Regions from separate parts of the Homo sapiens genome. Here region 2 is linked to region 1. The links are chromatin loops, found by intact Hi-C in ENCODE. Cell type or tissue: GM12878. All regions are shown on one strand. Each heading gives the region's core, and the rest is flanking DNA. Links, peaks and the distances in the headings are about the cores only. Region 1 has its middle 24 kb from the start of OR5K4. Region 2 holds the start of LOC101929320 (a long non-coding RNA gene).

The links. A loop is a pair of places that touch in the nucleus more often than their neighbours do. Peaks named below come from ENCODE experiments on the same cell type or tissue, not always from the same donor. Only the 100,000 strongest peaks of a DNase experiment are listed, where the experiment ranks them.
Region 2: it touches region 1 in a loop (2.3-fold over the local background); 2 of 110 quality-filtered maps call a loop at or near these places.

The regions. Positions count from the first base shown.
Region 1 is chr3:98,322,146-98,337,946 of GRCh38, reverse strand. No RefSeq gene overlaps it. Among named protein-coding and RNA genes, the nearest start is that of OR5K4, 24 kb to the left of the region's middle. RefSeq lists enhancers at 8,201-8,320, 8,381-8,460, 8,012-8,748, 8,749-9,486, 10,915-11,513 and 1 more and a silencer at 10,848-10,907. In GM12878, for the core only: a CTCF peak has its summit at 8,218 (motif pointing right); DNase peaks (open chromatin) are centred at 6,496, 8,266 and 10,746.
Region 2 is chr3:98,225,574-98,241,374 of GRCh38, reverse strand. LOC101929320 (a long non-coding RNA gene) reads left to right here and starts at 4,002. Exons shown (of 3, transcript XR_924257.1): 1 at 4,002-4,098; 2 at 4,337-4,501; 3 at 5,527-5,850. It also overlaps the pseudogene OR5H7P. RefSeq lists enhancers at 7,447-7,566, 7,627-7,686. In GM12878, for the core only: no CTCF peak of the experiment used is centred there; DNase peaks (open chromatin) are centred at 7,764 and 8,737.

The DNA of each region.
Region 1 (15,801 bases), core at 4,292-12,291:
ATCCTTTCTCTATTGAATTACCGTGGTGCCTTTGTAAAAAATCAATTGACAATATGAATGTATATTTATTGCAGGAAGCTATCTTATTCCATTAAAATACATGTGTGTTTTTACTTATTGCAGTAGCAATGATTATTGTAGCTGTAGAGTAAGTCTTAAAATCAGATGGTATATAAATTTTAGAATCAGTTTTTCTACTTCTGTAAAATGTAAAAAGCCCGTTGGGTATTTGACTAGGATGCATTGAATCTACAGATCAATTTCACAAGACTTGCCATCCCAACAATATTAAGTCTTTCAACATTTTTATTTTGATATTACTTGATTTTCCTAAGCAATTTTTGTATTTTTTAAGTGTACCAGATTTTGCACATTTGTTATTAAATGTACTATGGCTTCTACTTTTATATGCTATTATGAATGGTGTTCTATTTTTAATTTCATTTTCTGTTGCTAATATGTAGAAATAGTTGATATTTGTTTATACAGTATTGTGACATTAAATTAACTTACTAGTTTTATATATCTTATATAATTTCTACTTAAGCAATTATGTAATATGTAAATAAAGATAGTTTTACTTCTTTCTTTCCAATCTACATTTGTTTCTCCTCATTGCCTTATAGCACCAAGACCTTGAGTACACTAATGAAAAAAAGTAATGAGAATATTTCTGACCTTAGGTAAAAATCATTTGCTCTTTCACTATTAAGTATGGTCTTGGCTGTATATATTTTTATAGGTGAACTTCATCAGATTGAGGAAGTCTTCTTCTATTCTTAGTTTGCTAAGAATTTTTAATATATTTTGAATTTTGTCAAATACTCTTTAATGCTTCTACTAAGATATTAATATAGTCTCTTGCCGTTATTCTATTGGTATATTATATTATGTTAATTGATTTGATTTTCAGATATTAAATATTCTGACATTTCTGGGATAAGCCTCACTTCATCATGGTGTATTATACTTTAAATAGTGCTGGATTTAATTTGCTAGTATTTTGTTAAAGATTTTTATGATTATGTCCAATGTAAATATTGGTCTGTAGTTTTTCTTTCCTGTGATGTCTTTGTCTAGCTTTGGCATAAAAATAGTACTAGACTTCAAACCTGATACATGAATTGAGTAACTGAAAATCATCTATCAATCCAGTTCAAATATAAAATCCAGCTCAATTAGTTAAGGGCTGAGATCATGAGATACATTTCAAATTCTACTATTAGCAACCTTACTGATAACAAAGAGGCCATATGCTTTGTGTGACTATTTGGATTTTTGCATTAGTATATGGATATATTAGTACATATGAAGTTCTTACTAGTTCAGATACATAAAGGGAGCAAACATAAATCTATACTTAAATTGAGTACAGAACAAAAACTTGTTTTGAGAGCCTCAGAGAGGGCTTTATCTTAAGCAGTGCCATAATGGCCATATGATCCTAAAGCAAAATGACTTTGTAAGGAAAGTATCCCTATATATGCAGACTAGAGTCTTTGGCAAAAGGTTCATGCTGACTCCCAGTGCCCCCCAGCCCTCAGCACTGACTAGTGTGATTTTGCAATCAAATGCTCTACATCTGAGCTGTACCTTTTCATCTAGTGTGATTTTGGATTCATAAGTCTACTGAAGCTAGATACAGTTCCTTCAGGAGTAAATGACTAGTCTGTTAGTGTACTTTGGTGGAGCCAGCTTTCACCACTAAAAGCAATCAAATAATTCTAATACCCCAAATGCCTGTTTTATAATGGGTAATGCCAAAGACACATTCCAGTAAGAGTAGATCACTGACAAAAGGAGAATGGTCATCTCTAGAGGAATATATTGTATCTATGAGGGGTTTGCAGCCTTGTCTTTGGTACTGTCAATAGAACCTCTCAAACGACTGTCAATACCAACTTCTAAAAGGTGTAAACTCTATGATTCTCTCTCTGCCAGGGGAAAACAAGCTGACTTAATTACTAGTGCAAGTCTCTAAACGGAGGAACATGATGCCATTTAGAAGTCTACAACCTTTTCCCCATAGATCATAAAACTAAAACTGGTAGAAAACAGAAATGCAAAAAGAGAATAGACTCCTCCAAAATTTTATGAGGTTTCCACAACCTGGTTATGAGAGAGAAAATGTACAGGAAAGTCTCATTTATGAACATATACATTAAAATACTTAAAAATCAGCAGACTGAACCTTGCATTATACAAAAACTGTAATATTACCAACAAGGTTTCTTCCAATGCTGCTTTGGTGTTTGAAAATGTATTACTATACTTTTCCCCCTTAATAAATTAAAAGAAAATATGCAAAAAATATTGGACACATTTAGTAACATTTATATGATAACATTATTAATAACTTCTAATAGAAAATACATTATTTAATAAAATTAAGTACCAAAAACTTATAGAAAATATCACCTGAATAGTAAAACTTTGAATTTTTCCTTTTGAGATCACGTATGACATGAGGAGGCCTGCTTTTATCACTTCAGTGTTATACTAAATATTCTAGTCAATTCAATAAGACAAAAAGAAAAGAAATATAAGTAAAATGTGTAAGAATCAGAAATGAGGAAAGAAAAATGTAATTTTTGGCAGATGATAAGGCAAGGAATGAGGTTGCAATTTAAAAATACACACAGTTTTAGAGGGCACCAAATGTTCCATGTCTTGATATTTAAGATTATTACATAAGTTTTCACTCCCCAATAATTCATCAAGCTGTTTTTTGTTTACATAATTTTTTATGCATTATATTTGTAATTTGTATTTTTATATTAAATAGAAATTAAATTTTATTTATTGAGAGTGGCTTGGAGATGGCACTGCTATATCCCCTTTTGGATGACCTGAACCTACGACTCATTTAAGAATGGGTCTGTCGGCCAGGCACAGTGGCTCATGCCTGTAATCCTAGCACTTTGGGAGTCTGAGGTAGGCAGATTACCTGAGGTCAGGAGTTCGAGACCAGCCTGGCCAACATAGTAAAACCCCATCTCTACTAAAGATACAAAAATTAGCTGGGCGTGGTGGCACACGCCTGTAATACCAGCTACTCAGGAGGCTGAGGCAGGAGAATTGCTTGAGCCTGAGAGACGGAGGTTGCAGTGAGCCTAAATGAACAAAATGCCAACCAAGTAAAAAAAAATTATGTCAGTGGGGAGGGAAGAAGAGGAGTATGGATTGAAAAGCTAACCTATCAGGTGCTATGCTCACTACCTAGGTGACAAGATTCATTTCCCAAACCTCAGCATCATACAATATCCCCAGGTAACAAACCTGCACATGTGCCCCCTGTATCTAAAATAAAAGCTGAAATTTAAAAAGTGCTCCAACATTCTAGAAAGTCATAAAAGAACCTGCTTATGCACCAGAGTGTTCAATACCTATATATAATGAAAGATTCCACAAGTCCATTTGTCATTAGCCTCTTCTCTGACCTGGAATAAGTGTGTGCTTTCAAGAAGGCTTCAGTGTTGTCAAGAACATTAGAGTGTTCTGACTAGCATTTACTGGGCTCTATTTGCCAGACTCTGCCCTACATATTTCACAATGGTCACCCTTGTACCTCTTCATAACAGAGTTCTACAGAACAGTTCTACAGTTCTACAGGGGGTATTATTCTCACCCCTCCCCACTTACAAACGAAGAAAGAGGCAGAGAGAGTTTCTGATTTAGTCAAGGTTATATGGTTAGTAAGTGGTAGAGCCAGACTTCAAAACCCAGGAGTCTAAGCCTAGAGTTTATGTACTTCAGCACCCTCTTTTGCCGTAATTGATAATTGAGGCTACTTCTGCCCTGTCCATTTCTTGTATGTAATAAGTTCAGGGAGATTAGGGCATGGGGGGTGTAATTAGACGTACTAATGAACTCTTGATACAAGTTTCAGTTAATGTAATCTGTGATCAGCTTTGGATTCAGATAAGGAAAATAAGAGCACTCCTTTGGAGATTTGGTTAGATCCCCTACCACATCTAAGGGATCTCCAGTAAGATGTGCAATAGAGCATGGAGCTAGATATTGTGGGGGAAAAGAATAAGTGCTAAGAATTAGAATGAACAGAGTAGAGTTATAAGAAATTTCAGAGAACAGCCATTATCGCTAGCATCTTGCTCTAATGAGCTTGATAGCAGATGAGGGTGTGTGAATGTGCAGTCAGCTTGGCTTAGTGCCCGAGTAGAGAAGAAATCCTCTTTCCTTCATGCCAAGATTGACTCTTGGGTCTCCTCAGTATTACTTAAACAGTGTTCTCATTTGATGACAGCAATGTTACCCTTCCTAAGAAATCCCTACTGATTCCCTAATAATGTCTGCTGAGTATTGCATGTAAATTATGAATACATATTTACAATTACAGAAGTTTCCCAATTCCCAATCTCTAAGCATCAAACTTTTAATAAGTTCTCTAGTGAAGACTCTCAGATTCACTATGATACTTTGAACAGGGAGTGTTAATTTTCTATGTATGTCCAGGGTTAACAAGTGAATTACAGTATTAATCAGGATACTGTCTCCAGTGACTCTCAGTGGATGGATCATTTTTTCAAAGACTAATGATGATAATCTCAGAAAAAGAAATATTTTAGTCATTTCTGTTCTGAGAAATAAATGAAGATGCCCCTCCCCTTCATTTCATAATAAAATAAGAGAAGAGTCTCTGGGTCCCCTGTATCAGATTTGTTGAAGCTATTTATTTATATATAATACATGAAAAATCAGTATTAAATATTAGGGACTAGCCTCTAATAGCAAACTTTGAGATAATAAATAGATTGAAAGAAACTGGAATAAGCCATTATTCTTAATTTCATGAATGAAAGCCTTGATTTCTTTTCACTTTTAATGTAGTAGGGAACTTTAGTGGGTAAAAGGCATTAGAAAGTGACTATGACTCTTTTCTTCCCTTTTAAACCCCTTCTTCTCTTTCCCAATCTCTAGCTCTAGCACTTGTACTGAATTAAATAGTTCTCTTTTCCTCATCTCCTGTCTCTCTCCCTAGTCTTTTTCTTGGTTCCTTTTCTTAGAACTCTCACGCTCATTCTTTTTTTTTTTTTCCTTCTGTCTTCAGGTGTGGGACTGAAAGTAGGAAGATTCCATGTTTAATCCTGATCTTCCCAACACCTTCAATCTTTATATTAGGTTTATGCTGGGATTTCTTTTTTTGGATGCTTTGGGTTTATCTTGGACTAGATCAGATTACTTTCAAAGGCAGATTGATCTGATTTAAATGAAAGTAGTAGAAAACTTTCATTGTTTTTCTTTAAGTTCTGCAGTGAGAAAAACAGAAACTAGCTCCTTGATTATAGATTAGCAGATTCACCATATTAATTAGTATATTCAGCTGCCTGCTTTACATCTCTATGTAAATGTCTAATAGGCATCTCAATTTTTTTCCGGGCCAAACCCGAGCTTCTCTATAATTGCCACCCCTTAATATTTCTCCTGTATCTTCTCCATTTAAAAAATAATGGTGATTTCATTTTTCCAGTTTTTTCCATTTTCCAGGTGATTTCATTTTTCCAGAACAATGCCTGATACATAATAAGGATTGACAAAGAATAACCTTGGTTTCCATATCCCAGGACTATGGTTTGAATACAAGCTAACCAGAACCAAACTGAATTTTTTAATAACTGATAATAGTAAAAGAGAAGCATGCTTTGTGGGTGAAGAAAAGCTGAAGCCCAGGTCTGAAATGTTAAGACTCCTACACTCACTAATACCTTGTCCAGACCGCAAATGCTATACGAAAGACAGTGTGTGATTTTACTCTATGTTGTCGTTTCTGATTGTGCCTACTTGGATCTTCTCTTTTTCTTTGTTAATCTAGTTAGGGGTCTATCAGTCTTAATTATTCATCTGAAGAATGAACTCTTGGTTTCATTGACCTTTTGTGTGGATTTTTGCATCCCAAATTCATTAAGTTCTCTAATTTCACCTACTTATTTTCTGGTGCTGGCTTTGGAATTGGTTTGTTCTTGTTTTTCTAGTTCCTTTAGGTGCAAAGTTAGATTGTTAATTTGAGACCTTTCTGACTTCTTGATGAAGGCATTTAAGGCTGTAAACTTTTTGGGTGGATCCCAGTGATTTCGGTAAGTTGTGTCCCTATTTTTGTTTATTTTAAAGAACTTCTTATTTCTGCTTTAATTTTGATGTTCACCCAAGAATTTTCAGGAGTAAGTTGTTTAATTTCCAGATATTTGTGTCGTTTTGAGAGATCTTTTTAGTACTGATTTTCTTTTTATTGCACTGTTGTCCAAGAGTACACTTTGTACAATTTCATTTTTTTGGTTTATTGAGGTTTGCTTTATGACAGAGTATATGGTTGATCTTAGAATATGTTCCATGTGCAGATGAGAAGAATCTATACTCTGTGGTTTTTGGGTGAAGTATTCTATAGATGACTATTAGGTCTAATTGGTCAAGTTTTCAGTTTAAGTCCGGAGTTTCTTTGCTTGCTTTTTGCTTGATGATCTAACACTTTCAATGTGGGTGTTGAAGTCTCCCACTATTATTGTGTGATTGTCTAGGCCTTTTTGTAGGCCAAGAAGAAGTTTCTTATGAATCTGGATGCTCCAATGTTGGGTGCATACATATTTAGACTAGGTAAGGCTTCTTGTTGGTTTGTACCTTTTATCATTATACAATGCCCTTCATTCTCTTTCTTAATTTTTATTGGTTTAAAGTCTGTTTTATGTGATATAAGAATAACAACTCCTGCTCTTTTTTTTTGTTTTCTGTTTGCATGGTAGATCTTACTCTGCCCTTTTAATTTGAGCCTGTGGGTGTCATTACCTATAAGATGGGTCTCTTGAAGACAAGAGATGGTTTTTTGACTTTTAATTCAACCTGCCACTCTGTGTCTTTTCAGTGGCGTGTTTAGCACATTTACTTTCAAGGTTAGTATTGGTATGTGTGATTTTGAACCTATCATTGTTTTGTTAGCTGATTGCTATTTAAACTTTATTGTGCAGTTGCTTTACAGTGCCTGTGGGCTATGTGTTTAAGTGTGCTTTTGTGGTAACTGGTGTCATTCTTTCAAATCCATGTTTAGCACTCCCTTAAGGATCTCTTGTAAGGCTGGTCTCGTTTAAATATATTACCTTGGCATTTGCTTGTCAGAGAGGATTTTATTTCTCTTCAATTATGAAGCTTAGTTTGTCAGGATATGAAATTCTTGGTTAGAATTTCTTTTCTTTACAGACACTGAAAATAGGTCCTCAGTCTCTTCTGGCTTGTAAGGTTTCTACCGAGAGGTCTACTGCTAGCCTGATGCTGTCCCTTCTGTAGGTGACCTACTGCTTATCTCTGGCTGACTTTAAGATGATTTCTTTTGCATTGATTTTAGTGAATCTGATAACTGTGTGTCTTGGGGATTCTCGTCTTGTACAGTGTCTGGCTGGGATTCTCTCTATTTCTTGGATTTGCATGTCAACCTCTTTGGTGAGATTAGGAAAGTTTTCATGGACTATCTCCTCAAGTATATTTTTCAAAGTTGCTTATTCTCTCTCCTTCTCTCAGGAATGCTGATGAGTTCTAGATTTGGTCTATTGCATAAAGCATATGTCTTGGAGGTTTTGCTCATTTTTCTTAATTCTTTTTGCTTTATTTTTGTCTGACTGAGTTGATTCAAAGACCCAGTCTTTGAGCTCTGAGATTCTTTCCTCACCTGGATCTGTTTTGCTGGCAATACTTTCAATTATATTATGAAATTCTCATAGTGAATTTTTCAGCTCCAGAAGTTTACTTTGGGTCCTTCTTAAAATGGGGATTTCATCCTTTAGCTCTTGAATCATTTTACTGTATTCCCTGGCTTCTTTGGATTGAGTTTCAATGTTCTCTCAATCTAGATAAGCTTCCTTGCCATTCAGATTATGAATTCAATGTATGGTCATTTCAGACAATTTAGGCTAGTTAAGAATCATTTCTGGGGAGATAGTAAGGTCATTTGGAGGTAAGGGGATATTCTGGCTTTTTGAATTGCCAGAGTTCATGTACTAATTCTTTATCATCTAGAAGTGGTGGTATTCCTTTAATTTTGGTATAAAGTGAATATACCAAATTGGCTTAGTTTCTGGAAGTTTTCAGAGGGCTAAGGCTCTGAATAGGATCTCTTGCTGAGACAGGATCTCTTGCTGAATAGGATCTGTTGAATTCTTGCTCTTAGTTTCTCCGGGAGGGAGAATAATTTTTGGTGGTGTGGTTAGGGATGTGATCCAGCAGATGGCGCCTGAAGGCAATGGACAGTAAACAGGCTTTAGTCATGCAGTTCCTTTGTGTATCTTCACGTTTTTTTATCTGTTCTGTGGTGCAAGGGAAGAGCTGTGATCCCCTCACCAGGTCTGCTCGTGGGCCTTGGGAAGTCACCTCCGATTGCTGGCACTCTGCCTAAGATTTTTGTTGTTGTCATTGTTGTTGCTAAGTCTTTCAGGCCATGGGGCTCCCTTAGGGAGAGGCCAGGTAGGGAGATAGGCTGCACCCTTACCAGACCAGCCCTGTGGAGCCAGACACAGCTAGGTCCCACACCAGCCTTCGAATCTGTGCAACTCAGCCCTCTCAGTCTTCCGAGAGAGTGTGGGATCCTCCTCCTTTCAAGTGCAAAGCACAGATTCCACCTTGGCACTCCTGAGCCCACATCCTTGGGGCGCCAGGACCTGTTCTCAGCTCCCTCCTTCGGATGCTCAGGGTTGGGTTCCAGGTGTGGTGCGTGATTGCAATGGCTCCCAGCTGGAACGCACTCAGGTGGAGCAAAGCATCTAGGCTGGGTAGTGGAGGTTGCACTGTGTAACTGCTCCTTCCAGGCAGCCAGGCAGGGGCTCTGGGAGGGTCTGGTGCTCAGTCAGCCTGCAGAACAGATGTGCCCCAGGCCCACGGGGAAGCAGGCCCTGCTTTCTCCCAGGGGTTACCTGGGGCTAGACTTTCTCAGAGGCAGACAGGCAGCCCTGGCTGGTGGGCTTTCATGACTGGGTTCTGCTGGAGCTAACCTGTGCTCTGCTCCATCTAATCTCTGAGAGATCCCCCTTGCCAGCTCACACATCCTAGGGGTGTGGGGCCCCTGTATTAGGTTCCCAGAGGTTTGTGGTGAGAGTGGGCAGTCCTCCAGTCCTCTCACGCACCGCTTCCTCAGGTGCTGTTCAGGGCTGGGAACCAGTTATAACATTCAGGCATCCCATGAGGAGTTCCCAGCTCCCTCCCTCTTCAGCCTCAGCAACTGCATCTTTTCTGTATCCATATTTGGCATTTTCTCTGCAAATAATCTGTTCAAATTATGTTGGTGTAGTTGAAATCATTGTCTTTTCCTGTGGGAGTAGCACTTCAGCTCCATCTAGTTGGCCACCTTGGTAAAACCTAAATTTTTAAAAATTAAATACCTTTTACTGTGCCAAATAGCCTTCAGGAAAGGGAAACTGGAATCAGGCACACTAACAAGGAAACTTAGTTACTATTGTCCAATGTGTCTCAGACAAGATTATATATCAGAATAAACTGGGTACCTTTTTTTGTGCAAAATATGGATTATAAGGTATTACTGTAGAAATAGTAGTTCAACAAGGAGGCCTAAAAGTCTCCATTTTTAACATGCTCCCCAGGTGACTCAAATGCATGCAAAGTGCTTAGTCCTTGTGTGATATGACTTTGGGGGTGATAAGGAGGACAAGGCAATAGATTCAAAAGAATTTAAAATGTAGTGTCATAAGGACTTAATGACATTTTGGATATGTAGGGGGTGACCAATGAAGGAGAATGGAATTATATGGGCTGGGCAGATGGCCATCAAAAACGCAGATTGAGAGCTCAGATGCATTGGCAAATTTGTGGAAGGAGAATGTAAAAAGTAAAGCAGAGGTTCCTCTTCAAAGACTTTCCTCCCCGTCTAATTAGGAATAAATAGTAACTTCTCTTAGAAGCAAAATGTATTCAAAGACCTGTGCTAACATTCTTAAATATCTGCTAGCCATAATAAAGAAATCAACGTACTTTATGTTCTTAGCTTCCACAATTTAGCCTAAATATTTGCCCTGGCATACTTATACTGGTCCAAGCAAGCGTTAGGTCATAGCCTGTTCCTCTTCCTTATTTAAAAGTGTTTTTACCTTTCTCAACATTCCACAAGTGACTTCCTCCTTTCTTTGTTCTCCTCTACCTTTGCCTCTTTTAAAAAGTTCTAAGTTGCTAGCCAATCGGGACAAATACAGAATGTGAGGTCCTGTTCCAGCCCACGGAAACCCGACACAGCAGTAGGGTGGATGCGTCAGGATGCATCTCCTTTTTTTGGTGTACTCTTGTGGCAGAACTGCTGGTGAGTGTACCGTTTCTACAGGAAGTAAAAATGACCTTACTAAATAAATTAAATTTATGTTCAAGTGCTATTTCTTTATGGCACGGGAACAAGCATTTCAAACAGAGAATCATCTGAATATCCAGGTCAGATGAACTTAGTAGTATGAATTTACTGGAACTTACTAGAAATAATGACTTGGTTTGGAGTAGATGAAGGAATCATTATGGAAGACCTAGCAATTGGAGAGTACACAAAGTGGAAGGAAAAACTCAAGGAAGTTGTATTACAGAGGTGATAATATGTATATGCCTCATTTATTAGAATTATTAGCCATCCCCTTTTCATCTACATGTGTCTTGGTGGTGGGAAGAAGTTACCACCCATTCTAGAAACCAGAGAGGTAGAAACACACTTTCACATTTATCTTGCACCTAGAGTGAAACACTTGATCTGAGTTTGGCCAGTCAAATTGTAACTGCCAGAGGGCTTCTTCCTGCTTGCTGCACAAACAAAATCAATTCACAGAGATGATGGCATTGCAGTAAAGGAAGAGTTTAATAGACATCAGGCCAGCTACACTATGTGGGAGACAAAGTTAGTACCCAGATGAATCTCCCCAAAGGCCTGTAGTTAGGGGTTTTTCAGTGGCAGTTTGGGGGAAGGAGTGGGGGTGGCCAGGTAATGGGTGCTTACTGCTGATGTGTTGGGTCAGAGATGAAATCGTAGGGGTTTGAAGCTGTCCTTCTGTGCATTGAATCACTCTGAGTGGGGCCACAGGAGATGGGTTGGTGGGTCCAGGTGGAGCCATGGGTGTCAGACATGCAAAAAAACCTGAAAAGATATCTCAAAAGGCCAATCTACAATACTGGTATTATTTGCAGGAATGGTTGGCAATCATTTATGTCTATACCTTAGCAGAATTCAGATTCCTCTCCTCCCCCAACCTGAGGGCCTTTCATTAGCTTTACAAAGGTTGTTGAGTTTTGGGGAAGGCCTATTATCATTTAAACTATTAACTAAATGTCTGTCAAAGTTAGTTCAGCCCAAAATCCCAGGAATAATTAAGGGAAAGGCATAATGGGAGGTGGGTTAGATAGATCTCTTTTACTGCCATAATTTTCTTACTGTTATAATTTCTGCAAAGACGGTTTAAAAACCAACCCTCCATAGTTTTGCAATTTGGAGAGGGAAGATAAAGGTACAGGAACAAAAGAGAATTTGGTAGCAAAGGCAGCAATGACAAGACTCTAGCTAATGCATCCTTGACTTTGGCAACAGTGGCATCAGCAGTGGAGGCTGTGGCACCCAAGTTCAGCAGCAGGAAGAACAGCCCTCATCAGCTAGTGTTGGAACGTGGCTTTAGCTGTTGACTGGCTGTCTTGCTTCCTTCTGTTTCTGCCTATTTTTCCAGCTGATCCTCCAACTTCCTTAGCATTTCTATTTTAGACAGATTTCCATGTAATAAACTTACTTCCTGTTGTAACTGAGAATCCTGGCTCAAACAAAAGAGAGACAACAAAGAGACCAGAAAAAGATACTGAAGGAAGTGATCAGAGAAGCAGGAGGGAAACTGGAAAGCTGAGAGTTGTAGACATAAAGAGGGAAGGATACTAAAGAAAGACAAAATATAGTACAGGGCTAAATGCCAAAAAAAAATGCTACAGCAAGACAAGGAGTGAGAAGAGATCTTTGAGTGTGAAAATTAAAAGATTTTTAGTGATGTTAGTAGAGCACTTGCGTCAGAGTTAAGGTCAGAGAGTAATTCAAAATAAATGGGAAACAATGGAAAATGCTACAGAAAGCTCCATGAAATGTGAAGAATGGTTGGCATGTTTTTACTGCCCATAGACAAATGTAAAAAAGAATTTCCCATAGAACAATTTAATAAAAGTTTTCAAAGGAAGAGAGGAGAGGAATACATTTAAAGGAGAAAGGGGACAGAGAAGTGGAAAGAGAATTTGGGTAGGTGAAAAGAAAACAAGATGGAGAACAGAGAAATAAGCAGAGAATTATGGGGTCGTAAATGGAAAAGTGCAGGAAAGACAAGCCAGAGAAGCAGAGGGGAAATACCAGAGAAAGACTGAAGTGGAAAAAAATGGAAAGGCTCAAAGGCTTTAAGATAAATATTTATCCTAATGAAGCGGCATTGTTTGTCTGGGGTAATATCTGAGGTTCGTTGCCTCATGCCAAGGAAAACAAGGACGCGGACACACCAGAGTGAAGTTAAGAGCAGAAGTTTAAAAGCAAAAGAAAGAGAAGAGCTCTCTGCGCAGAAAGGGGTCCCGGAGAAAAATGGGTTGCCAGTTTCATGGTTAAGTGCACAGGGTTTTGTAGAGGAGCTTGAGGAGGCAGCGTCTGATTTACATAGGGCACGAGAGATTGGTCAGGCCAGGTGTGCTGTTTGGATAGCCTGCAAAGAAGCTGGCCGCCCCACCCTAATCTTTTACTATGTATATAAGTTCTCTACCTGGCTGGCACCACGTTGCCTACTCCCTGACTGCACACGTGGTGACGAAGAAAAGCAAAGAAAACGGAAGATGGCGCCTCCATGTTGAACATGCCTGGCTCCCAGGTAGCCTATTCCTGTCGGCACAGCCGCCAGCATTTATCTATGCAAGCTTCCAGGTTGCTTATCTATGTTTGCAGCTTAATATTTCAGGCTGCTCTTTGTTAGAAAAGAAATGATTTGGGGGCTGCTTTTTATTAAAAGGGAAGCCTTGCCCAGGACTCCTTTACCCTCACTGTCTGCCTAAATAATTTCTTCTTAGCTCCTGTATCACTAACTTTGGTGTTAAAGTGTCAACTCTGGGAATCTTTTCTTCTCTTTTAATTCAAATTTCAAAGTTCATTTTCTGAGCAGAATTTGTGTTTGAAAGGGAGATCTGACTTTAAGTTTTACTTTACAAACTTCAAGTTTTTTATTAATATATTAGCATTATCTGAAAGTTCTTTCCATATTTAAAAGGTTATCATTGTGATTAGTTATTAAAACAGACTTTTTCTAGTAATTCTGCCGGTTTTACTTGAAAGCAACTTTTTCTCCCCCATTTTTATTAGCAAAAGAAAGTTGAGCCAAAGCCTTGAATCTTACTTAGGATATAATAAGCGGTGCTGATAATTCCAGTTGCTAAACGTATTTTTATTTGGAATAGGTCTTCCTCTGTATAATCCCAAATCAGTAAATAATTGAGAATTCTTTAATTCATTTTGTTTGGGGTTACTTATTATGTCATAAATACTGGAAATAGTATTAGAGTAGCGAAGGTGTATTTTCTGCATATTTTCCACTATATATTAAATAATCAATAAAATAATAGAAAGAAGTGCATGGAAGGATAGAAGAGTTAATATTTAAATGACTTAGCTAAAAGTGTTAACCAGAGTTGTGGTTTATGATACAGAATGAGTCTTTTTATAAAGTTATCAGAAAGATTTCCATATAAGAAGCATTAGGACCCAAGTCTTTAAACCCAGTTTTAAATTGTTTAAAGTTCTAGTTCACCACAACATCTCTTAAAAAGTCATTATAGTGAAAGTAAGAGGTGAGAAAATATAATTAGAGAAATTAATTTACCTTTGCAGCTATTTTGCATATTCAGATTGTAGTTCATGAAAATAAAATAGATAATTCACTAATAGCTTTGACGTCTTACATCTGGCTATTTTGGCATCTTGTAAACCCAATCTAAATTTACTATAAATTAAACAGCATTTTCAATCTTATATGTAAAGAATAACAAATATTATATAAATCATTTCTGTCTTACCCATATCTTGAAAGAAATGGTCAAAATCCTTTAAAAGTATTAGGTTTTCTAAAGTAGAAAAAAATACAACAGTACAGGAATGACAATAACACAGGTAGCAATTCTTTGTACATAAATTTGCTATGGAGGCTTCATTTCCCACATTCAGAAAAATGTCATTTATATAAATTTGCTTTAAGTGGAGGAGTCAACCAATTGCATGTACTACCATGTGCTTTTGACAGAAGAGGGAGGAGAACTGAAACTCCTCTAATAGCACCCAAGGGTTCCCTTTAGGGCAAGTTAAGATGTATTACTGGGCATTATAAATTTGAATGTGTATAAGAAGTCTAGGCTGTCCCACAGGGCATTATAGACTTTGAAACCATAAACATCAAGTCATTGTATATGGGTCTAGTTTAACAATTGAAACTGAAATTGCACTTTGTGCCACTATTTTCTACCATAGATGACACTTCCCACATGTTTATGTAAACCTCGGATTATATATAATATTCCTTTCCCTGTGGTCTTTGATTAGGCAGTCTTGTCTGAGTTAATCAAATCATGATTTTAATAAGGCTGAAAGTCTAGATTACCCTCAGGAGCCAACTCCAAATGAAAGTGTCCTCATGAAAACTGCAAATTAAATTCCAGACATATCACTAGTTCCCAACTTTGAGTTGAAATCTGATGAAAAATCTTATTAGCAAAGATCAAAGAGAAAGAGAAAACAAAGACCACAGTGGGAGGTGGCCTAGGTCTCTGTTCCCCAAATTTCAATGTCCGTACATATTTTGGAGATCTTGTTAAAATGCATATTTGGTTTCAGTAGTTCTGGCGTGGGGCTCAGAATCTTCTTGTCTAACAAAGTGATGCCTGCTATCCACAGGGCCTTCATCATTGAGGACTTAGATTACCAGAGAGGCTAGATCATTGAGAAACAAAAAATTATAAATGTGGCTGACAATCAGAGAGAGAAGCAGGGAGGAGCCAGATGAGGCCAGGGAGGTGGTATGAATGGGCCTGCATAGCTCTTGGGAGCTAGGTCAGGGACTTTGTTCTTTACACGAAGAAAGGAAAACTATGGGGAAATTGTAAGTGTAGTGGTAACATGTTTAGATTTGCATTTTTATCTTTAACAAAGTATTCAGCAAACATTCACTTAGAAAAATAAAACAGTTCACTCATTTGTGACATTTAGACTTTATAAATGAATAATGATATGTAACTATCTCTACAATAAAAAATGTTCAATCTAAACTTGGGTTATGGCTGGCAAGACACTGGGAGAAAGCATAGGGCATGTTTTATGGTAGACTCATTAATCAATTATCCTCCTTTCTTAAGATTTTGCTAGTAAAAGACAAAGAAGCAGAAGAAAATAATAAAGAGGAGTCAGTGTGAAACCTCTGCGGAAGTGTGGAGTAAGCAGCGTGATGTGCAGAAGTAGCTTTTAACATGACCAAAACTTGACTTAAATGTATTGCCCTCTTAAATTTTGTATGATTACCTCCTAACTCATTTTGTTGCCTATCTGTGAGTACAAAAGCACTATAGTTCTGCACTGACAATAGGTAGTCTTTTCAATTTTGGTCTTTCAAATGATTGGGTCATGGCATCTCATTGTGGTTTTAATTTGCATTTCCCTGGTAACTAATGATAGTGAGTATCGTTTTCTGTCCTTATTTGACATCTGTTTGTTTTCATTGCTGAAGTGTCTGCATAATCCTTTTGTTTATATTTCAATTAAATTATTTGTTTTATTATTTA
Region 2 (15,801 bases), core at 2,788-10,787, 95 kb after region 1:
TATATCCCCATTCTCTTGGGACTATCACTGTGACTATTATCATTGTAATCTTCCTGGAGTGCTGTAGTCTCTCAAGAGTCTTAAATGTGAGTTCATAGCCATCACAGTATGCCAGGTTTCCTCACTGTGATTAGAATGACAACAACAAAGAAAAAATAGTAAAAGAAACACTTCTGCAAGAGACCGGACATTATGACATGAGTTCCATGTTGACACAAAGCTAAACCAGCTGTGCTCGTCACAGAAAGTGGCCCATGTGCCTAAGTTTTAGTCAATATCCCATAACTGGGAGCCTAACCAAAAGGGAAAAAATAGCTAAAATAGTTAAATAAAAGGATATTGGGCTGAGGTGGGTGCAGCAAAGTGGGTTCCTGCCTAAGCAAACAGAAATCCAACTCAGTGTAAATGGTAAAACAAAAATTAACTTAAAACAACCACCAACTCACCTCTAACTATTAAACTTCCACATGATCCAAATCATGCCACTGCTTCACTTTAGCCAATAAAATATTTCTTTTTGCCTTACTTTCTCATTTACCCTATAACAGCTTCTTTTCTTTCCTCTTCAGGAAAGCACCAAAGCACCTGCAGTCTGGTGGTACCAAATAAATCAGTTTCCTCAAATAAACTCTGAATTTTAATGCCACTACTTTATACATGTGTATATATACATATATTAGATGACTATACATACACATAAAAAAATGTATATTTACACACACACAGATATAGATACCTAAACCATATATGCATATAATTTGGTAGCAATGACAGTCCTACAAAAGAAACTGAAGAGCTACATAAATATTAGAGTTATGTTAGCAAAAAACCGATCTGATGGCAATGTTAAGGGAATGAATGAGTACTAGAAGAATGGAGAAAATAAGTAACCAGAGATTTGCAAAACAATACATGAGTAGTTTTTAGGTAAAGGCCTCATGGTATCAGTGAGAATGTAAACAAAATTTCAGTGATGAAAGATGAAGGGCAGAGTGGACTGCTAGATGGATGACTCATGCACTTCAAGAGTATGAGGTTTGAAGAAGGCTAACAAGCAAGGACTTTTTGAGGCAGAAATATACAAACTTCCTCATTTTCATGTTTTTTCCCTTCACTCACTAGGCACTATGATGTCAGATCATCTGATCATTATTTGAACTTTGGTAATAAGAATTTAAAGTCTCTGGTTGTCAAAAAATCATTCCAATAATCTTGCAACATCACTGAATATTAAAAATCTCATAGCTTCATTTTTTTTTCTGGGAAGATTAAGGCCATTTTGTTCTTATTATGCCACTTATCTTTTCTTCTCAATGCCTACTTCAGCTTAGTTCTTCTAGTTCATCTTTTAATTTTCTGAATTAAGGGAGCTTTTCAGATTATCTAAATACATACAGCCACAGCTGGAAAAGGCATTAGAAACCATTGTAGAAAGTTAGAGGCAACTTACCTCTTCTTACTTTTGCAAGCACACTACGTAAAGAGTACCCTTTTAGGCTTTGGCAAGATCTTCACTGTTAACTCCCTTCTCAGTTTTTCTCCTCATTGCATTTCCATTTTTGTTTATTTCTTTACCTGATATGTGAGTTGATTTTCTACAAGAAGTAGAATTCACTCTTTCCCAATGAAGTGGAATAAAAGATCCCTTGATGGCTAGCAGAATTCTTGGGATTTACCTCTGTTCACCAAAACACAAATCTACTTTCACAACAGAGTTAAATGTGTTGAGTGTCTCAGGTAATATAGTTGTATTAGTATCAAAATCATCATACTCAAGTCCTTATCAGATGACATAGACTATCTTAGCATTTAATGCATTTATAAAGCCACATTGAATAACATAAACACTGTAAAATATTTTTATTTGCTTTCTGCTGACATTATTTGATTATGATATGAACATGACTAAAAATTTTTAAATGCCGTTGAATAACATTAGGAGTGTATTTATTAGTTTACTAGATATTAACACCTTAGGTCCTTAAAGTGCTAGGACTTTGCAAAATCTTTGAATGCTAGCAAAACACAGATACCTTTAACTTGAACAATCTTGGGAAAATTTTAGTAAACAGAGAACAGAGATTGTATGAGATCTAAACATTTCTTTTGAACATTTTTGTGAATGAAGCTATTACTTGCTTGTTTCTCAGGCTGTAGATCATGGAATTTAATAAAGGAACGATGACAGTGTAAAATAGAGACTCCATCATATCTTGGTCATCTGCTTGCGGGGATGCAGAGCCCACATACATGAAGACAAGGGGCCCATAGTATAAAGATACAGATAAGAGATGAGCTCCACAGGTGGAGACAGCTTTTTGTATCCCTTTGACAGACTTATTTTTTAAGATTATAAGGAGGACAAGTGTATAAGATATAAGAATAGTTCCAATGGTAAAAACTTGAATTGAATCTGCGAAAATAAAAACCATTAGAAAGTTAATAAAAGAATCAGTACAGGAAATCTTTAACAATGGGATAATGTCACAGTAAAAGTGTTGTATTATGTTGGAATTACAGAAGGTTAATCTGAATAAAAAAATTTCATGGATTAAAGCATGAAGAAGGCCACCTATAAATGACAAGACTAATAGCTGGATGCATAGTCCGTTGGTCATAATGACTGGATAAAGTAAAGCTTTGCAAATGGCTACATAGCGATCATATGCCATTGATGCCGAGATAAAACATTCTGTGGTTACACTGATTACAAAGGAAAAAAATTGTACCATGCATTCAGAGAGAGATATCATCTTACTCTTAGCTAAGAAGTTGATCAGCATCTTTGGAGTCACTGTGGATGATAACCAAGCATCCACAAAGGCCAAACTCCCACGGAATAAATACATTGGGATATGAAGGTGAGGGTCTTTCCAGATGAGAACAATTAGACCAAGATTCCCCATGATGGTGATGAGCTATATTACCAAGAATGCCAGGAACAGGGGTATTTTCCACTGTGGTTGATATAAAAATCCTGTGAGAACAAACTCTGTCAGCAATGTTGTATTTTCCTCCTCCATGTCCTCACTGCATGTCCTCTAAAAAATGAAATAAATGTAAAGGAACACTTGGAATGGAGTTGTGAGTTGAAACTGGGGATAAAGTGTTGAAATAAACTATGTAATTATCAGAGCCCTCTTAATTTTTTTATCAGTACTCTAATTGATGTGCCCTCTATTTGAGCATTTAAATACATGGAAAAATAATACATTTTGGTTTGAAAATTGTGTAGGACTTAACAGGTTGAGATTTAAAAAAATGCATTATCTAAATGTACTAATTTTTTGTGGACTCTACCGAATGTAATAGAAAAACCTTCTGTCTGGGACATGGATGTAGGGTGAAGGAAAAAAGATATTTGAAAGGCCTGTGTAAAAATGGAATGAATGTAATGTGAAGAATCTCAAACTTTATTCTTCACATGATAAACATGCACCAAATATTTTAAAATGGGAAATGGCATATATATATATTTTTTTCTTTGTTTTTTTTGAGACAGAGCTTTGCTTTTGTTGCCCAGGCTGGAGTGCAATGGCACGATCTCAGCTCCTCCCATAGTGCTGGGATTATAGGCGTGAGCCACTGCGCCCAGCCCATCATAGCATATTTTAAAAATTTAGTTCTTGATGGTGTAAAAAGTGTGCTGCAGGAAGGAGAAACTGATTCAGGAATCCTAATTAGAAACTTGATACTAAGGTCAAGGGGATCCCAAATTAGATTACACATGATAATCATCTGGGAGAGTTTTTTCATGAAAAATACAGATTGTGAGGTTTTAATGTAGGAATTGATTATTTCAAGAATGAGCTCTAGGAATTTGTATTTCAAAAATACCCTCAAGGTGATTGATATGCATGTGTAGTGTCTAGTCCCTGTGTGATATGATATTGGAAGAGATGGTAAGACAAATGAATAGATTCAAAAGAATTCAGAATGTAGAGTCTCTAGTTACTGTGACATATTTGGTATGGAATACATCATCAGTGAAAGAGAGAGAAGTCAGTTGGTGACCAGGTAGATGGACATTAAACATTGGGGATGAAAACTCGAATTGCTGACAAGTTTTTGGTGTGAGCATCACATCTCAACAACTAGGTGAGATTCAATCAGTAATATGGGCCTATTCGAACTTAATGGAAATAATTACTTGGAATCATTGTAGTATTTGAAAGCATCATTAGGAATGATGTACAAAGTGACTATACGTTCTTTACAAGATGGCCAAGATCTAATCCTCTTTTTTGACACCCATGTCTTGGGGGCTCAGAGGTTACCTACTGCTATAGAAGCCAAAAAAAACAGAAACTCATTTTCCCATTCTTCTTGCCTCTAGAGTGAAGAAATAATTATCTAGGATGGCAATGAAACACACTGATCCTACATTTATAATATGGATAAAAGAAGAAAAAAAAGACAGGATCAAAAGTGGATTTTAGTTGTAAACTCAGCCATGGCAGCAATACAATGAATCCACTGAATGCATCCTTCATTTGACAGTGTGAGTTGTCAGATTATATCCAGAAGTGGGGATAAGGATACAAGAGTTAATTTTTAAGTGACTGACCTTAAGAGTTGTAGTCTAAGAATGTGATTAATTAGAAAGAATGAGTATTTCTATCAGAATAATCTGAATAATTCTTAGAATCATTATAATCAAAACCAGTTTCAATTGTTTAATGTCCTAGTTTGCCACAAGTTGTCAAATAAAGTCATAATAAGCTTAACAACAAAATAAAATATCATTAAAGGAAGAATGTTGTCTTATAACTATTTATTCTATCCATATCATAGTCATGAAACTAAAATATAGAGATAAGCCAGTAATAGTTATCTAATTTCAACCTGGCTATTTTGACAGTTTGTATACCCAATCTAAAATTATGGTAAGTTAAATAGCATTTTCAACATTTCTACAAAGTGTAATGAAAATTATAGATATTTTTTCTTACCCATATTTTGAAAGAAATTTAAGAGAGCCTCTAAAACCATTAGGCTTTCTAAAACAGAAAAAATACAATTGCATGGGAATGCCGATAACACAGGTAGCAATTCGTTGCCTATTCATTCTTTTTGGAGGCTTCTTTCCCCAAACTCAGGAAACTGCTGTTTATATAAATTTGGATTAAACAGAAGAGTCATTCAATTGTACAACTCTGTACATTTGCCAGAAGACGATTGAATGGAAAACTGAAATTCTCATAAGAGTACCAAGGGATTCTCTGGGGAACAAACTGAAGCTGTTCTTGTATGTATTGCGGATTTGGACATATATGAGAAGTCCAGATTGTCCCCAATGGCATTTAACTTCTGGAATCATAAACACTATTTCATGTAAACACTTCTAGTTTTAACAAATGAAATAATATTTTATATACCATTTACCACCACAGATGACACTTCTGTCATGTTTGTGTAAACTTTAGTTAAATGTGAAATTTACTCTTAGTGCTTTGATTAGTATAAGCTTGTCTAAGGTAATTAAAACATAGTTTTAATAAGGCCACATTTTCTGATTCCCTTTAGGAGACAAACCCAAATACAGTTGTCTTTCCCATGAAAACTGCAGCTCAAATTTTAGACATACACCTAGTTCTCCCATTTTATGCTAAAATCTGATGAGAAATCTTGTTAGACAGAGGTGAATGGATGAGCCAATGAAAAATAAAGACAAGGACTGCAGTGGGAGGTGCCCAAGAATTTTTCTGACATAAAAAGAGACACACAGACCAATGGAACAGAATAAAGAACCAGAAGCAAATCCACGCATCTACAGTGAAGTCATTTTTAACAAAGCTTCCAAGAACATACATTGGGGAAAGACAGTCTAATCAATAAATGGTGCTGAGAAAACTAGATATCCATATGCAAAAGAATAAAACTAGACCCCTATCTCTCACCATATCCAAAAATAAAATCAAAATGAATAAAAAGCTTCAATCTAATACCTCAAACTATGAAACTTCTATAGGAAAACACTGAGGGAAGTCTCCAGGACTTCTGGGCAAAGATTTCTTGAGCAATACCCTACAAGAATAGACAATCAAAGAAGACATGGACAAATGGGATTACATCAAGTTAAAAAGCTTCTGCACAAAAAAGGATACAATCAACAAAATGAAGAGACAACCCACAGAATGGGAGAAAATAGTTGTAAACTACTCACCTGAGAATGGATTAATAACCAGAATATATAAGGAACTCAAACCACTTTATAGGAAATAATCTAATAATCTGATCAAATTAAGGGTAAAAGATTTGAATAGACATTTCTCAAAAGAAGACATACAAATGGTAAGCAGGCATATGAAAAGGTGGTCAACATCCCCAATCATCACAGAAATGCAAATCAAAATGGCCTGGCATTTAGTGCCTGTGGTTTTTCCAGGCACACAGTGCAAGCTGTCAGTGGATCTACCATTCTGGCATCTGGAGGACAGTGGCCCTCTTCTCACAGTTCCACTAGGCAGTGCCCCAGTGGGGACTCTGTGTGAGGGCTCCAACCTCACATTTCCCCTTCGCACAGCCCTAGTAGAGGTTCTCCATGAGGGCTCTGCCCCTACAGCAGACTTCTTCCTGAACATCCAGGTGTTTCCATGCATCCTCTGAAATCTAGGCAGAGGTTCCCAAATTCTTTCCTTCTGCACACCCACAGGCCACAGGGAAGCCATCAAGGCTTGGGGCTTGTACCCTCTGAAGCAACGACTCAAGCTATACCTTGACCCATTTTAGCTACAACTGGAGCTGGAGTAGATAGGATGCAGGGTGCCATGTCCCAAGGCTGCAAAGAACAGCGGGGCCCTGGGCCCAGCCCATGAAACCATTTTTCCCTCCTAGGCTTCTTGGCCTGTGATGGGAGGAGCTGCCATGAAGATCACAGAAATGCCCTGCTGACATTTTCTGTACTGTCTTGGCTATTAATATTTGGATCCTTGTTACTCATGCAAATTTCTGCAGCAGGTTTAAATTTCTCCCCAGAAAATGGGTTTTTCTTTTCTGCCACATGGCCAGGCTACACATTTTCCAAACTTTTATGCTCTGCTTCCCTTTTAAAGATAAGTTCCAGTTTCAGAAAATCTCTTTGTTCACACATATAATCATACACTTTTAGAAACAGTCAGGTAACAAAACATCTTTAATGCTTTGTTGCTTAGAAATTTCTTCTCCCAGATACCCTAAATCATCTCTCTCAAGTTCAAAGTTCCACAGATCTCTAGGACAAGGGAAAAATGCCACCACTCACTTTGCTAAAGCATAGCACGAGAGACCTTTACTCCAGTTCCTAATAAGTTTCTCATCTCCATCTGACTATCTCAGCCTGGATTTCATTGTCCAAATCACTATCAGCATTTTGGTCAAAACCATTCAACAAGTCTCTAGGAAGTACCAAACTTTCCTTCATCTTACTGTCTTCTTCTGAGTCCTCCAAAGTGTTCCAACCTCTGCCTGTTACCCAGCTCCAAAGTTGCTTCCTCATTTTCAGGTATCTCTATAGCAGTGCCCCACTCTTTTGGTACTAATTTTCTGTATTAGTTCATTCTTACACTGCTATAAAAAGCTACCTGAGACTGGGTACTTTATGAAGAAAAGAGATTTAATTGACTCACAGTTCCATAGGCTGCACAGGAAGCATGGCTAGGAGGCCCCAGGAAACTTACAATCATGGCAGAAAGTGAACGGGAAGCAAGCACGTCTTACCATGGCAGAGAAGGAGGGAGAGTGAGCAGAGAGAGAGTGAGCAAAGAGAGAAGTGCCACACACTTTGAAACCGCTAGGTCTCGTGAGACCTCACTCACTATCACAAGAACACTAAGGGGGAAATCCGCTCCCATGCAATCACCTCCCATCAGGTCCCTTCCCTGACACATGAAGATTACAATTTGATATCAGATTTGGGGGAGAACACAGAAACACAGAGCCAAACCATATCAATAAACAACACAGAAGTCACTGAAAACTCTTCAGAAGGGTGCACTAAGCAGTATAATATGCATACATAGTTACTGACATTACACAAAATTAAATTATATTCCCGTCTACTTGTGTAACATAATGCTGGAAATAATGAGGAGGATGAAGAAAGATTTAAGGCATTCGGAATGTAGCATCACTAGGATATTGTAAGGCATTCAGAATGTAGCATCACTAGGATGCAAATATTTAGCCCCATATTTGATGGGAAAGTAGTATTCACTGAAGGAAAAAGGAGTCACTTTGTGAGTAGTTATCCAAAATAGAGACTAAGAATTCAGATGCATTGACATGTGTGTAGCGTGAACATGCCTTGAACATCGAGATGAGCTGGTTAGTATTAGTAATATAATATTACTAGAGCAATAGAAATAAAAAAATAATTTGGGTGTCATTAGAGTAGATGAGGGCATAGTTATGAATTATTTATCTATTAGAGAGTATACTGAGAAAAGAGAAGTATAGCAAGAAAAAAAAATGATGGTATAATGACCTAATTTTCTTTGGATATAGTAATAGGATTGCTAGTAATAGTATCGCTGGGTCAAATGGTAGCTCTGTTTCAAGTTCTTTGAAAAATTTACAGACTGCTTTCCACAGTGGCTAAAGTAATTTATGTTCCCACCAACAGTATATATGTGTTCCCTTTTTCTGCAGCCTCTCCAACATCTGTCTTTTTTTTTTTTTTTTTTTTTTTTTTGACTGGTGTGAGATGGTATCTCATTGTGGTTTTGATTTGCATTTTCTCTGATGAGTAGCGATAATGACCATTTTTTCATATGTTTTTTGACCACTTGTATGTCTTCTTTTAAGAAGTGTCTGTCATATTTGCTCATTTCTTAATGGGGGTATTTATTTATTTATTCTCATTGATTTAAGTTCCTTATAGATTGTAGATATTAGACCTTTGTTGGATACACAGTTTGCAAATATTTTCTCCCTTTATGTAGGTTGTTTTTATTCTCTATTGATAGTTTCTTTTGCTGTGCAAAAGTTCTTTAATTAGGTCCCACTTGTCAATTTTTGTTTTCGTTGCAATTGATTTTGTGGACTTAACCAAAAGTGCTTTACCAAGGCCAACATTAAGAGGGGTATTTCCTAGGGTTTCTTCTAGGATATTTATAGTATGAGGTCTTACGTTTAAAAACTTAATCCACCTTGAGTAAGTTTTTGTATATGTTGAAAGGTAAGGGTTCAGTTTTGTTCTTCTGCTTCAGGCTAGCCAGTTATCCTATCACCATTTATTGACTACAGAATCTTTTAACCACTGCATGTTTACCTTGAACTTGAAGGTCAGATGGTTGTAAGTGTGTGACTATCTTTCTGAGTTTTCTACTCTTTTCCATTGGTCTATGTGTCTGGTTTTGTACAAGTACTATGCTGGCTTAAAGGAAATCAGTGCGTGTAGAAATTAAGCAATTTTTAATGGCTTTAGTGAGAGCAATTTTCCTTAAGTAATAGAATAAACATCATCAAATAAGAAGTGAATGGGAAACAAGTAGCACAATAGTGTGGGAATGAGATAGAGTACTCAAAGGTATGTGAACACTTAGCATTAGTCTGCTGCTCATAGACTAATGTAATATTTTTTCTCCTGTAGAGTATTGAAAAGTTCTCAAGAGAAAAGATAGATTGAGATGAGAGAAGAGGAAGATGTTGAAAGGAGAAAAGGGACAGGAAAAGCAGAAACGGAGATTTGTGTGGGTCAAATAAAACAGGAAGGAGGAAGGAAAGATAGGTAGAGAATCATGAAGTCATAGATGGGTAAGCGCAAAAAAGACAAGCCACAAAATAAAAAGAGAGGAAGTATCAGAGATTCATTAAGGCAAAATAGAGGCAAAGACTCAGAAGTTTCGTTTGGATGTGTGCATTGACCCTAGTGTTCATCAATACCAGCTTGAGCTCTGAGTCTTTTGTAAAAAATTAAAAGTTTATTTTTCCTGTGGAATTTGTGTATGATAGTCTTGGACTTGAAATTTTACTCACAAATTTCCCACTGTTCATGAAAATATTGAAACTGAAAGTTTAGTTCATATTTAAATTTTGATCTTCCTTTTTGTTAAAGTAATTAAAACTAAATTTCTCAAGAAACTTTGCTGGTTTTGAGAGCACTTTATTCTCCACCAGCTTTTTGTTTTTGTTTTTGTTTTTTTTGCAGAAAGAAATCAGCCAAAGACTGAATCCTGATACAGAAAATATAAAGAACAAATGGCAGCAATTCCAATTTTAAGTAAATTTTTATATGGAAAACATTTTCTTCCATGCAATCCCAAATCACAAAATAATGAAAAATTCTCAAAAGTTTTTACTGGAATACTTTTAAATTTGTAAGTGCTGAATAAGTTAGGGAAAGTATGTTTTCTGATATGTATATATATATATGTATTACTATTCATATATAAAATGCTGAATAAAAATATATGTATCTCTACATACTGCTGTATATATGTATCTATATAAAAGATATTTAAATTATTGCCAGAAGTTATAGAGAAGTTAATGTTTAATTGGCAGATCTTAAAATTTTAATCAGAATGTGTGATTACACAGAATATACATTTATATCAGAATCATCAGAAAGCTTTTTTATATAAGAACCATAATGAAAGGAAAGTTTAAACTGAGTTTTAAACCATATCACATTCTACTTAGGCCAGGGATGGTGGCTCACACCTGTAATCCCAGCACTCTGGGAGGCCAAGGCGTGTGGATCACCTGAGGTCAGAAGTTCAAGACCAGCCTGGCCATGGTGAAACCCCATCTCTACTAAAAATACAAAAAATTAGCCAGGAGTGGTGGTGTGCACCTGTAATCCCAGCTACTCAGGAGGCTGAGGCAGGAGAATCGCTTGAACCTGGGAGGTGGAGGTTGCAGTGAGCCAAGATTGCACCATTGCACTCCAGCCTAGACAACAAGAGTGAAACTCCGACTAAAAAAAAAAATTCTACTTAACCAGAACTTATCATACAAAGTGATTATAGTTGGGATAACAAGCTAATAAGTCATCATTATAAAAACTCATTTATCGAGAATTTTGCTTATCTAGATTTTAGTCATGATAATAAAACATGAAGATTATTTACTCTTTTTTAATTTGTCCATAATTTTAGCATGCTGTATATTAAATCTAAAATTATTATGAATTACATTGCATTTTAAACTTTAAGAAGAATAACAGATATTATAAAATAATATCTCTTTTACCAATATCATAGGAAATTATGGAGATCCTTTGAAAGAGTTTGGCTTTCTAAAGTAGAGAAAAATATATAATAGTACAGAACTGATAATAACACAGGTAGCAATTCTTTGTACACTGATTCATTTTGGAGGCTTCATTTCCAATCTCAGAAAAATGTTTATATAAACTTGGCTCTATGTGGGTTCAACACAAGGGTTCATCAATTGTATATCTCCACTGTGCCGGGACAGGAAGGTGTAGAGAACTGGAGCATCCCTAAGAGCACCTTAGGATTCCCTGTAGGAGAAAGTGAAGATCTGCAACTGGGCATTGTGGATTTAGATGTGTATAAGAAATGCAGATCATCCTACAGTGTACTATGGACTTCAGAATCATAAACATTAAGTCACTATAAGCCAATTCTTGCTATTAACAATTGAAATTACACTTTATTCCACCATTATCCACAACACATGACACTTCTGACATCTTATGCAAACTTCAGTTTATAAAATTGGATGCTCTGAATGCTGTGATCAGTATAGTGTGATCTCAGCTAGTTAAAACCTGGTTTAAATAAGGCCAAAGATCTAGATTCCCTTCAGAAGCCAGCCCCAAGTAAAATTGTCCTCCTCATGCAAACTGAACCTCAAATTCCAGACATATATCTTCCAGGCAAACTTATATCTGATGAGAAATAAGGGGTTTTACTAGGAAAAGGTCGGGGGAAGAAAAAGGTAAAATAAAGACAAACTTGCAGTGTATTGCCTCTTAGCTGGTGCTGTCACTATGTCTTAATACTGCCATTCTATCATCCTATTCATTAGTGTATATATATATATATATATATATATATATTTTTTTTTTTTTTTTTTTCCAGAGGCCAGGTGTAAGTCTTTGACTGACATTTCCAACTCCTCCTCCTCTCTATATAACCGCCCACTGGGATCTTCTTGCCTTCTACCCACATAGAGGCAATTATCAAGACAGAGGAATTAAAATAGTGAAAGAGTTTAATAGTCATAGAGCTGGCTAAATGGGAGACTAGAGTTTTATTATTACTCAAACAGCCTCTCCAAAAATTCAGAGGCTAGTGTTTTTTAAAGACAATTGTTAGTTTTTAAAGATAGTTGATCGTTTTAAAGATAGTTGTTGGCAGGGGCAAGGAAATGGAAAATGCTGATTGGTTGGTTTAAGGATGAAGTTATAGAGAGTCAAAGCTCTCCTCTTGAGGTGAGTCCAGACGAGCCGGTCTACAAGTCAAAGTGGTGCCTGCTAGTTCATCAGAATACCGGGTCTAAAGATATACCTTGAACACCAAACTCGGATTTGACAATAGTAATGATATCCATAGGAGTAACTGGGCAGAGTAGGAATCCTGTGGCTTCTGGCTGCATGGCTCTTGAACTACAGTTTCTAATCTTGTGATAATTTGTTAGTTTTTCCAATGTGGTCTGGTCCCCAAGGAAGGAGGTGGTTTGTTTTTAGTAAGGACTGTTATGCTCTTCGTTTCAAAGTCAAACTTAAACTAAATTGCTCTAAAAGTTAGTTTGGCCTACACCCATGAATGAAGAAAGAAAGCTTGGATATTAGAAGCACTGTCTAATTATCCTATGTCAGATTCACTGTCATGATCTTCCCATGTGACATTTTTCTGTATAAATTTTTGCAAAGGCAGTTTCATCTATATTTCTCTTTATTATCTTCTACCCGTTAACTCCAAATGTACTAAGCCTTTTGCTCAGTTACCTTTTCACCCATGAGAATAAAAGGAAACTAGACAAATGCCCCATTAAGTCAATTCCTCAGATCAACCAGGTCTGCCTTCTTTAACCACCTTTACACCTTGGTCAATGTCTGAGCTCCATGCAATAATGAAAAATGTCCCTGTTCCAAATAAAAGCCCCAGAAATTTCCTGTAGAATTTAGAATCCTTTTTGGATCATATGATCCAGGACTCTCTGAATTTCACCAATTTATTCAAATGATACTGGAACCTGGTGAAGCCTGCAGCTGAAGCCAAATGTTAGGTAACTAAAATAGATAATAAAGATCCACCCCTCGGCCAGGCGTGGTGGCTGACGCCTGTAATCCCAGCACTTTGGGAGGCCGAGGCAGGCGGATCACGATGTCAGGAGATCGAGACCATCCTGGCTAACACAATGAAACCCCGTCTCTACTAAAAATACAAAAAAATTAGCCAGGCATGGTGGCGGGCGCCTGTAGTCCCAGCTACTTGGGAGGCTGAGGCAGGAGAATGGCGTGAGCCCGGGAGGTGGAGCTTGCAGTGAGCCGAGATCGTGCCACTGCACTCCAGCCTGAGCGACTGAGTGAGACTCTGTCTCAGAGAAAAAAAAAAAAGATCCACCCTTCAATCTTCCAGGAAAACACACCAAAAGCTGAGAAAATAACAAATAATCTTCTAGAACCCATCCCATAATATTTCCTCAATAATTCACTGGTCTGTCATTCAGTCTTGTAAACACAGAAAGAAGAACCAGTTCTGTAAGGCAAGATTAGAAGTACTATTTGTAAAACATTCCGGTCAATCCATGTTGAGTTCAGAAATAGAAAGTACTTATCCTATTTATTAATGGGATTCACCCTAAACCATTAATCTAGTTATAAAATAAACATGGTTTGATAATCCGACCAATTAATACCCAAAATATTTCGCATCTCTGGCACAAAGCCTATTTTATGTTAGATATTTTGAGATCCCATTATAAGAGAAATGTAAAGGAATCTCCATTTGTAGGATGTCTCTCTTTCTGGTCCCCAAAGAGAAGTTTGAGTAAATCACTAAATAGTGGTGAAAGCACTGATTCAGTCTCTGTCACAAACCTTACCTTTGTAAGTGTGGTTATCTTGGCTATCTTGTCCTGACTGTGTCTATCAACACTCTTTTTGTTTGTTTGTTTTGGCAAATAATGACATTTAAATATGAATTCTAAGCACTGTGCCTTTGATATATAAGGCTGATGGTATCATGAATGTTTAGGTAAGTAGCTATGATCAAAATCTTAACAAGCACATGGAAAAGGCTCTGAGAAGTAAAGATTTCTGGTAACATTAGAATCACAACATCGTACCAGATTTAAAGAATCTTTATCAGAAATTTGGTCAAGTATACCCTTTGTAAACAGAATTAAAACATTTACCTATCTCTCCCTAGCTGATCTATCCAGAATTCAGAAACTGAGTATTCTACTTTTGATGACAATATAGGTATTTGTGAAAGTTTAATAAGAATTTGTTCTTCTTGTAAGATAACACATTTGGAAACATTGGTTGTATGACCACAACTTTGACTGGAATGTCATATTGGAGAATGTGTGTAGAATTAGATATGACTAGACAGTTTAAGGAACTGTCTTTATTAAGGAATTGACTTTATGAAGCTAATTATGCCTTGCCTTAGTCCATTCAGTGTTGCCTTAAAGGAATACTTGAAGCTAGGTAATTCATATATAAAAGAAGCTTATTTGGCTTAAAATACTGCAGGCTATAAAAGAAACATTGCACTAACATCTGTTTCTGGTGAGGGCTTCAGCCTGCTTCACTCATGGAGGCAGGTGAAATGGAGTTGGCATGTGCAGCGATCACATGACAAGAGAGGAGGCAAGAGAGGAAGCAAAGGTGTCAGGCACTTTTTAACAATCAGCCATCATAGGAACTAAGAAAGTTAGAACTCACCCATTATTATGGGGGATCCGTACCCATGACTCATACACGTCCCATTCTGTCCTACCTCCAACATTCAGATTCATATTTCACCATGGGATTTGGAGTGGTCCATCCAATCAAATAGCAGCAAGTACCTTCAGAAAAACCGACCTGATATCTGCTCACAAGTTTTCCAGCCTTATTGTTTGAGAGGAAGGTCACTTTCTGGAAGGCTCAGGAAACTGAAAAATATTTTTAGTACCTATTTTGAGTAGAGGAGAGTTTAGCTAATTCTATGGATATTGCAGGTAAACACTGATTTTATGTTCTTGGTATGATTTCATAGCCTGGACAGGCTTTTAAAGTTGAATCCGAGATTATTTATTAAAAGTTCTAACAAGGTAAACTTAAAAAGAGATGATCAATCCTATTCCTACTGCACTTATGTAAATACTCAGTTGAAGTTTAATGAGAGTAGACTTGTTTTGTAAACAAATTAATCTTACTATAACTATATTTGAAAGAAATGGGTGTGACTATAGAGGGAAGATTTATGTTTCAGTAGATAACTGTAATGCACCCATTATTAACTTCTTGTTCTGTCCATTGTCTTTGAGGTTTTATTATCTACCTATAAACTGCCCTATTCCTGAAGCCCTGCAAGCTAGGGCTGGGCAACTTGATATAAACTTCAGAGGACAATCTTCATGCATGCTGCTGTGTGGGCTGCTAAGGAAGTTCACCAAAACATCCAATGACATAAACTAAGCTTGTCCAACATGTGGCCCACAGGCTGCATGCAGCCAAAGATGGCTTTGAATGTGGCCCAACACAAATTAATAAACTTTCTTAAAATATTATGAATTTTTTTGTGATTTTTTTAGCTCATCATTTTTTAGCTATCATTAGTGTTAATGTATTTTATGTGTGGCCCAAGACAATTATTCTTCTTCCAATATGGCCCATGGAAGCTAAGACATTGG